Linked DNA regions of Homo sapiens: region 1 is linked to region 2. A link is a contact called in ENCODE Hi-C or POLR2A ChIA-PET data. All regions are on one chromosome and are shown on one strand. Each heading gives the region's core, a stretch centred on a gene start or an enhancer-like site at or near the end of the contact. The rest is flanking DNA. Distances are from core to core; before and after follow the strand shown. Region 1 overlaps WDR20 (WD repeat domain 20). Region 2 overlaps LINC02320 (long intergenic non-protein coding RNA 2320).

The links. A loop is a pair of places that touch in the nucleus more often than their neighbours do. ChIA-PET counts read pairs that join two places held with the same protein, here RNA polymerase II (POLR2A). Pooled maps may share reads with other maps.
Region 1: a loop to region 2 is called in a pooled map, with 5 times the contacts of the local background. The contact joins two enhancer-like sites. A Hi-C loop is called at or near these places in 1 of 50 pooled maps. POLR2A ChIA-PET finds 5 or more read pairs at or near these places in 2 of 52 experiments (MCF 10A and activated T-cell).

What each region holds. Positions count from the first base shown.
Region 1 is chr14:102,198,897-102,203,403 of GRCh38, reverse strand. All of the region lies in intron 2 of WDR20 (WD repeat domain 20), which reads right to left. Among named protein-coding and RNA genes, the nearest start is that of WDR20, 61 kb to the right of the region's middle. RefSeq lists a silencer at 192-271. Within about 2 kb of position 2,308, at least 4 of the 41 ENCODE cell types and tissues checked have a DNase peak (open chromatin) inside an H3K27ac peak, as active enhancers do.
Region 2 is chr14:101,719,473-101,724,477 of GRCh38, reverse strand. All of the region lies in intron 1 of LINC02320 (long intergenic non-protein coding RNA 2320), which reads left to right. Among named protein-coding and RNA genes, the nearest start is that of LINC00239, 8.5 kb to the left of the region's middle. RefSeq lists enhancers at 2,003-2,082, 1,302-2,242. Within about 2 kb of position 2,442, at least 12 of the 41 ENCODE cell types and tissues checked have a DNase peak (open chromatin) inside an H3K27ac peak, as active enhancers do.

The sequences.
Region 1 (4,507 bases), core at 1,059-3,558, 480 kb before region 2:
CAGGGTTCTAAAAATGTGGTATGAAAAAAAATGTCAATGATCTCATTTATAGTTTTTACACTGGTTATATGCTGAAATAATATTTTGGAGATATATATATAAAATACAGTATTTTCTTAAAATTAATTTCACCTGGTTTTTACTATTTTAATGTGGTAATTAGAAAATTTAAACTTGCACACGTGGCTGGCACTGTATTTCTACTGGGGATGCTGCTGCAGACAGTGGAGGCACAGACAGTTTCTAGAAAGGGAAGTGGCAGAATAACATGAAATCCCCCAGCAGTAGGTGCAGAATGCAAGGTGGGGTGGGGGTGATGAGGAACCAGTTAGGAGGCTATGACAACTGTCCATGCCATGGACAAATAGGTCTTAAACTTGACCATGGGCAGCGTGGCAGAATGTGGCTGGGTGGAGGGCAAGATGGAAAGCGGGGGTGTGTAAAGACCCCTGGGTTTTGCCCAGTATGCAGCTAGAAAGGTCTGCAGCTAATAAATATAACCACGAATGTCACAGAAATTGGCTGCGAATAGTAACATCCTAAGATCTCCAAGGAGGATCACTTGAGCCCAGGTCAAGGCTGCAGTGAGTTATGATTACACCACTGTACTCCAGCCTGGGTGACACAGTGAGACCCTGTCTCTGAAATAAATAAATAAATATCTCCAAGGAAGCAGGTGCAGCGGAGGAAGAGTGTGTGAAACTCTGAAAAAAACCTCCGTACAGGCCCGGCGCAGTGGCTCACACCTGTAATCCCAGTACTTTGGGAGGCCAAGGCGGGCGGATCACGAGGTCAGGAGATCGAGACCATCCTGGCCAATATGGTGAAACCCTGTCTCTACTAAAAATACAAAAAAATTAGCTGGGCATGGTGGCGGGTGCCTGTAGTCCCAGCTACTCAGGTGGTGAGGCAGGAGAATGGTGTGAACTCGGGAGGCAGAGGTTTGCAGTGAGCCGAGATCGCACCACTGCACTCCAGCCTGGGCGACAGAGCGAGACTCCGTCTCAAAAAAAAAAAAAAAAAAAAAAAAACCTCCATACAGGGCACAGGACAAAAACAAGGAAAGCAGAAGGAATATCCAAGCAAACAACCCAGAAGTGCCATGAGGAGAGCAGGCAGAAGAGGAAGGAGCTGCCACAGGAGGCCAGAGCCTCAGAGGACAGGCCTCTGAGACTTGAGGAAGCTGAGCCCTAGAGGGATGGAGTGCACAGGGAGGGGGTGGTCCTTAGGAGAGAGCACAGGGAAGCAGGGTGGGGGCAGAGAAGGTGCTGAGAGCAAAGGGACACCGTAGGGGAGGAGGGTGCAGGGCAGGTGCCTGGTGGAGGAAGGTGAGCTCCAGGAGAGAGGGACAGGGAAGAGACCTGCTCCCTGGGCCAGAAGGGAGGTGCTGGGGAACAGAGACAGGCAGAGGCAGGAAGGCTCTGGTGGGAAGCAGTGGAGGAGAGCCCCAGTCCCAGTCGCAGCCCCTCCAGGGCAGGGGTACACTGAGAGATGGGCAGGGCAGGTGCTCAGCGAGGAGGCGGAGGGAAGGCAGGGGAAGTAACAGAGGTGCTGGCAGAGCAGCTGGCCTGGCCACAGGGCTCTCCATCAGTGTCCAACTCCAAAATGCTCCAAGGCCCATTCTTAACAAACACGTTCATAAAAACACAAAAAACCCAAAACGCAAATAAACCTTAAAAGCAAAACGAAATACAGACACATTTCTATGTACGTCAAGACACCTGCTCTGGGCCAGTGCTCTGTGGGGATGCAGGCTCCATGTCTCCACTCAACGCTCAGCGCGGCCCTCCCCATAGTTCCAGCTCTGCAGGCCAAACAGACCGTGCCACTTAAGATATGAATACAAAGAAAAATCCCACGAACAGCGAAAACACTACCATCCCAAATGCCATCAACAGACAAGATTTTCAAAATACACTAGTTAAAATGAAACAAGAATAAAAATAAGTCTATAACCACATCAAAGTGTCATTTTGTGAAAGCAATTCACACTGACGCTTTCTAAGGCACTTCATTTTCTTTTTCTTTTTTTTCATTACTATCAATATGATAAGCAAAAATCAAAAATTAGTTTGGGGGTGAGTGGATCTGCATTTCAAAATGCAGATATTAATTTATAACAAAAATACTGAAACAATTCAAAAACCACAGCAGCTGCTTGAAAAGCCATAATGCAACCACAAGCAAAAATGGCAACTAAAGGCTCTGATGATGTAAAGGCATCTGAAGAGGGCTCAGGAAGTATTAGGAAAGGGTATTTCAAAGCCACATTAAGATGGGATCGGATGTCGTTTTATCTGTGTTCAAGCTTTAAGGAGTAGATCATTACGGGCTCATTTCCTTCCTTCGATTAGAAAATCAACAGAAACAAAACTAACAAAATGTGCAGACCATTCCTTTGTATCAGAATAGACAGAACACTGCTAAGCTTTACCCCATGCCTGGGAGGCACCTGCAGCTGGCAGGATGTGCCACGCAGCCTGGGCTGGCAGCAGTGTCCCTCCATACCCCAGGAGTCAGGGCCATCTCCTCTTCAGCATGCCCTTCAGTAAGACTGGATCTAAATGCCACAAGGAGACGTGGGACCTACCCAGTGTGTCTGCCTCAGCCTCACAGCCTGCGAGAGGAGAAGGGCAACAGCAGAGGGTATCGTGTCAGTAACGAAAGAAGCCAAATGCCAAGTTCTTTAACATTTTATATTTCAGCCAACAATTAACACATACTTGAAAATCCTTCAAAGTTACTATTCTGTGAATATACTCCAAAATCAGGATTTTTACACAGACAACAAGGTTGCATTCATTACCATATAGGAACTGTCCCTTTGTAACTCTTCCTCCCCAAATATATAACCATTAGTTATAAAAAGCAAACTTCAGAACAGGGCAGAGTGAAACACACACACACACACACACACACACACACACACACACACAAAAAAAAAAATTTAAAAAGTAAACTCCTCGCCCCTGTGGGGTGCTTCACCACAGTGAGCTGAATGTGACCGGGTGACTCTCCTCTGTGGGCAGCTCTGATGATGAGGACACGCTCCACGATCTGGGAGCTTGTCAGATGAACCGTGCGCCAAGATACTTTCAATAATGGCCCATTAGACATTTTCAAGGGCATCATATGTACAGAACGCTACAAACAGAAACCCAAAATCTACTCTGGAAGATTGGGGAAAGCAGAGACTCCAGGGAGCTGGGGATGATTTCCTGAGAGGGGCTAGAAAGGACTGGGCATTCGACTTTCTTTGGGTCTTGAACAGATGCACCAGCAAGGACCTCCAGTGTGACTGAGGACAGTCCCAGGGAGCGGGAAGAGGGCAGGGCCTGCCCATGCTCACTGGGCTGACCTGATCAGGGCCAGACTTGGAGATGAAGTTTGGTGAAGTTTGCCTTCACCCCCAATGGAAGGTGTGAGCCCTATGGTGTCCCCTCATTGAAAACAATCACAGACTGTGAAAGTCAACAGTGAGCGTCACGGTTTAGAGGTGATGCTTTCCTACCTTCTTTGTACCTCTCTATTTTCCAATTTTTCTATCAACAAGCATTTTAAATGCACACAATTTTTAATTGACAGGGGGAAAATCATCTTTTAAAATATACTTGTTCCCAGATGGGAATTTTTCATCTATGTTTATCTCAGGTGGATTTCTGAAATTTATAATTCCATTTCACTCATCTTTCCATCCCAACATTTATTACATTTTCATGTACCAGGCACCAGAAAGGAGGCAAAGGCCAGAGTAACTGATGCTGGGGATTCGGTGTGTGAAGGTGTGTGCACGTGTGGTAACAGGTGGGTCTGAGAGGTGTTCTGGTGAGGAACACTGAAAGGCCACATTGCTGTAATTGTGACCAGCGGGCCAACCCTCAGCCTCACACATGTTGACTCTCTGCCTGGGTTGCCATGCTCCTACCTGCTTGTCCTAAAAAATTAATTATTTGTATTTCAAAACGGTTGGTATCTCACCTCCCACGGAACCCTTTCCGTCCAACACCACCCCTCCCAGGAAAGGAAGCCTGAGTTTCTCTCAACCTCCACGTTGCTGAGCATCCACCAAGGCTCGCTCTTCAGGCCCTTCACAAACACCCTGCCTGAACTCACTCATCTGAGCCTCATCACAAACCTCTCAGGTGGGTGCTGTTCCCACCCATTTTCCAACCGAGGAGAGGTAAGACCCACATCATCCTGCAAGCAGAAAGTGGCAGAGCTGGTGTCCGAGCCCTCAGCATTCTGGGCTGTGAAGTTGTAAATGTCGTGGTAATTAACTGTGTGTTAAGTGCCCCTTTGAAAGCAGTAGCTGAGATGGCCAGAATCTTGGAGTATAATCAGGCCTCAGACCCAGGCCTTCTTTGTTCTCACCATCATCTCTCCAAAGAACCTTTCATCTAATCTCAAGGATGTGATTATTATTTCTATGCTGACAACTGCCAAATTGTAACCCCTAGTTTTGTGCTCCAGATCCATACATCCCACTATCTACAGGTCTCTCGAACTT
Region 2 (5,005 bases), core at 1,193-3,692:
TATAGGGTATATATGGATAGCAGATATACAGGGTATATGGATAGGAGATATATACAGGATATATATGGATAGGAGATATATACAGGATATATATGGATAGGAGATATATACAGGATATATATGGATAGGAGATATATATATATAGGACATATAGATAGGAGATATATATATAGGACATAAAATAGGAGATATATATAGATAGGAGATATATATATAGGAGATATGTAGGAGATATATGTAGGATATATATATAGGATATATGTAGGATATATATATAGAATATATAGGATATATGTAGAGGATATATAGAGGATATATATATAGAGGATATATATATAGAGGATATATATATAGAGGATATATATATATAGAGGATATATATATATATAGAGGATATATATATAGAGGATATATATATAGAGAGAGGATATATATAAAGGATATATATATATACAGGATATATATATATAGAGGATATATATATAGAGGATATATATATAGAGGATATATATATATAGAGGATATATATATAGAGGATATATATATAGAGGATATATATAGAGGAGATATATATATAGAGGATATGTATATAGAGGATATATATATATAGAGGATATGTATATAGAGGATATATATATATAGAGGATATGTATATAGAGGATATATATATATAGAGGATATATATAGAGGATATATATAGAGGATATATATAGAGAGGATATATATAGAAGATATATATAGAGGATATATATATAGGATATATATAGGATATATATATGGGATATATATATAGGATAGTTTATATGTATGTATATGGGACATATATATAGTTTATATATAGTTTATATACACATATAGTTATATATACATATACATATATGTTTGTATATATACATATATAGTTATATATACATATATAGTTTATATATATATATGGGACATATATATATATATGGGATAGTTTATTAAGGAGCATTAACTCACACAATCACAAGGTCCCACGATAGGCCGTCTCAAGCTGAGGAGCAAGGAAGCCAGCCCGAGTCCCAAAGCTGAGGAACTTGGATTCCGATGTTCGAGGTCAGGAAGCATCCAGCACAGCAGAAAGATGCAGGCTGGGAGGCTGGGCCAGTCTAGTCTTTTCACATTCTTCTGCCTGCTTTATATTCTGGCCTCTCTGGCAGCTGATTAGATGGTGCCCACCCAGATTAAGGGTGGGCCTGCCGCTACCAACCCCCTGACTCAAAGTTAATCTCCTTTGCCGACACCCTCACAGACACACCCAGGATCAATACTTTCCATCCTTCATTCCAATCAGGCTGACACTCGGTATTAATCCTTACACCCATATTGTTTCTACAGCAGCTGCACCTCTGTAATTCCCACCAACAGTGTACAAGGGGTCCAATTTCTCCTCATCTTCCCCAACACTTATTTTCTGTGTTTTTTTTTTTTTTTTTATGGTACATCTTAATGGATGTGAGCTGGTATCTCATTGTAGTTTTGATTTGCATTTCTTTAATGTTAGTGACTTTTAATTTTAATTTTAATTTTTAAATTTTTTTCTTTTGTAGAGACAGGGTTTCACCATGTTGTCCAGGCTGGTCTTGAACTCCTGGGCTCAATTGATCCTCCTTCCTCAGCCTCCCAAAGTGCTGGGATAACAGGCATGAGCCACCATGCCTCTGGCTTTTAATAAACATTTTTGTATGTCTTCACTGTGATGAGCCACCTAGATCCCCCTTCCGGGAAGGACTTGTTACCCCAGCTGCTTGGGGTGCCTTCAACTCTCAGTCCCTTCAGAGACTGTTCAGCTGCAAAGAGCCACCCTGTCCAAAGCCGGGACTCTTCCTGGGCAACTGCATTCAACGACTCCTCAATGTGGGGACCACCTCTGCCCGAGTCAGGAAGGTCTCCCGGGGCCACTCTAGCTTGGAGGCTACTGTTTGGTCTTTGGGGCTATCACTGGGTCTGCATGGAAGTTTGCCTTCTCCCTCGTCCAATCCTGCTTCTCTCTCCTCCTTCCACCGATGCCGAGGCAAGCCCCTCGTAAACATCCTGTGGTACCTCCCTAAGAACCCAACGTGCCAGGCTCGCTTTACGTAGACTGGCGACCGGAGACTGATTTCTTTGGCATGAGTCAGCTTGATGGGGTGGGAAGATGTCCGTTTTAATTTGCATCTCTTTGTTAACTGTTGAGGTTGAACTTTTTTTTTTTTTTTTTTACAAGCATTGACTGAATGACTTCCTTTGTGGATTGCCTTTGCGAATGACTTCCTTTGCCTGTTTTTCTACTGAGATGTTTGTCTTTTTCTTATTGGTAAGAGTGCATATATATATTACCGTCATAAAGATATAATCTTTGCTTTTCGGATATGGTTCACAAAATGTTCTCACGTTTTCCCCAGTCAGCCGTGTGCCTGTTACTTTTGTGGTTCAGGGCACAGGCGTAGCCACACTGCCCCACCGCTTCCTAGCTCTGTAGCTTTGGGTGCATTGCTTCACCTACCAGAGCCTTTGCAGTACCTTGTAGGTTTGTTGTGGGAATTAAATGAGTTAATACAGTACTTATAACAGGGCCTGGAATACAGCGAGTATGAGATAATTATTTGCTATTTTTATTAGTGTCTATCTTATTTTTCTTATTGGCCATATGTATAGTATTGTATTTTCTGTAGTTAAAGCTATCTTTTGTGGTTTTTGTCTTTGGAGTGATATGTAGAAAGAACTTCTTTATTTTTATTTTATTTTATTTTTGTAGAGACACGGTCTCATTATGTTGCCCAGGCTGCTCTCAAACTCCTGGGCTCAAGTGATCCTTCTGCTGCAGCCTCCCAAAGTGTTGGGATTATAGGCGTGAGCCACTGTGCCCAGCCAGCTTCTTTATTTTAAGATTATATAAGTATTTACCTCCATTTTCTCTTTAGTACCTTTATTACCGGTAGAAGGTGTCCAGGTTCTTGGTGTCTTGAACAAAGAAGTGGACAAAACGCACAAACAAAGCAGGGAAGGAAGGAAGGGATTTACTGAAAACGGAAGAACCCTCCACAGTGTGGGGGCAGGCCTGAGCGTAGGGGCTCAAGGGCCAAGTTACAGAATTTTTGGGAGTTTAAATACCCCCTAGAGGATTGCACTGGTTACTTTGGGTATTCCTGATGTAAATGGAGAGATCAAAGTAAAGTTACACAGTCATTTAAGGCGTATGCCCTATGGAGAGGGTGTTTCCTGTCATAGCTGAAGTGTGAATCGGCCTTCTGTTCCCTGCCTCCAGACCCTATTTTCCTGCCATGAAGCCTTCATGATTTCATATATATATATTATATATATATAATATATATATATTATATATATATTATATATATATAATATATATATTATATATATAATATATATATAAATAAATATATTTATATATAAACATATAATATATTATTTATATATATATCTCCATATATGTGTGTGTGTCTCTGTCTGTCTGTCTATCTATCTATCTATCTATCTATCTATCTATCTATCTATCTATGTATCTGCAGAGAGAGAGAGAAGAGACAGAAAGAAAGAGATAGGGTCAGGGTCTCACTCTGTCGCCCAGGCTGGAGTGCAGTGGTGTGATCTCGGCTCACTGCACCCTCCACCTCCTGGTCTCAAGTGATCCTCCCACCTCAGCCTCCCAAGTAGCTGGGACAATAGTCACACACCACCATGCCTGGCTAATTATTAGCATTATTTTTTATTTTTTGGTAGAGACAGAATCTTATCGTGTTGCCTAGGCTGGTCTCGAATTCTTGGGCTCAAGCCATCCACCTGCCTCAGCCTCCCAAAGTGCTGGGATTATAAGCGTGAGCCACTGCGCCTGGGCTAAAAATATATATGTTTGGATCTTACATCCATCTGGAATTCAGAATGTATTTTGATGTGAGGTTTAATAGATCCATATTTCTTGAGTATCCAACATTCCTTTTCGGCCCCAACTGGCCCCCTCTTTAAAAAAAATTGATACTGTTAAATAAACGTTTTCTTTTAGGACGGCTCTAGAGGCACAGAATCATTGTGAAGCTAGTACAGAGCGTTCCGTACCTCTCACATGACCTCCCTGATTGCGAACATCTCGCAGCATGTGGTACAGCTGTCACCATTACGGCACCGTTATTGACACCTTAAGTCCACACTTTATTCACATTCCCTTAGTTTTTCCCTAATGTCCTCTTCCTGTTCCACGATTCCACTCAGGACCCCACGTGACATTCAGGTGACATGCCTCCCTAGGCTCCTCTCGACGGTGACAGTTTGAATGTGACAGTTTTGAGGATAAGTGGCCGAGTGCTTTGTAAGATGTCCCTCAGTTGGGATTTGTCTGATGTTCTCATGGTTAGACTGGGGTTATGGGAGGCCATTTCATCACATCAAGGTCAAGGGTCCGTGCCATCAACGCCACTTATCCCTGTTGATTCTGGCCTTGACCACCTGGCGGAGATCATGTTCATAGGGTTTCCCCTGAAAATAAAAACGGAGCTCCTCCCCCTGGCCTGCCCCTGTGCTGTCCTCTTGGGATGCGTCTGTCAGTGCAGCCCACGCTCCCGAGCTGGGAGTTCTGCTGCTCCTCCTTGAGGGAGGTGTTTCTGCATACATTAGGTGGAATTCTTCTGCGGGAGATTCACCTCCTCTCCCCTCTTCAGGTGTTTATCCAGTCATTGATCTGTATCCCCACAGACTCAAGGACATTTGTTTTCTGCTTTGGGTCATAACCCAGTACTGTTTTATTTTGTGGCTCCAATTGTCCCAGCCTAGGCCGTTGAGAGCTCCTTCAGGGGCCTCCTGGGTCCTTCGTCATCTCTGTGGGTTCCTTCTGAGTTCCCTGTTTCATGTCTGGCCCCTGTGATCCACTGTGTCCTGTGTCCCGTCATCCCTGTGTCCTGTGTCCCATCATCTCTGTGTCCTGTGCCCTGTTGTCACTGTGTCCTGTCGTCACTGTGTCCTGTGTCCTGTGTCTCATTGTCACTGTGTC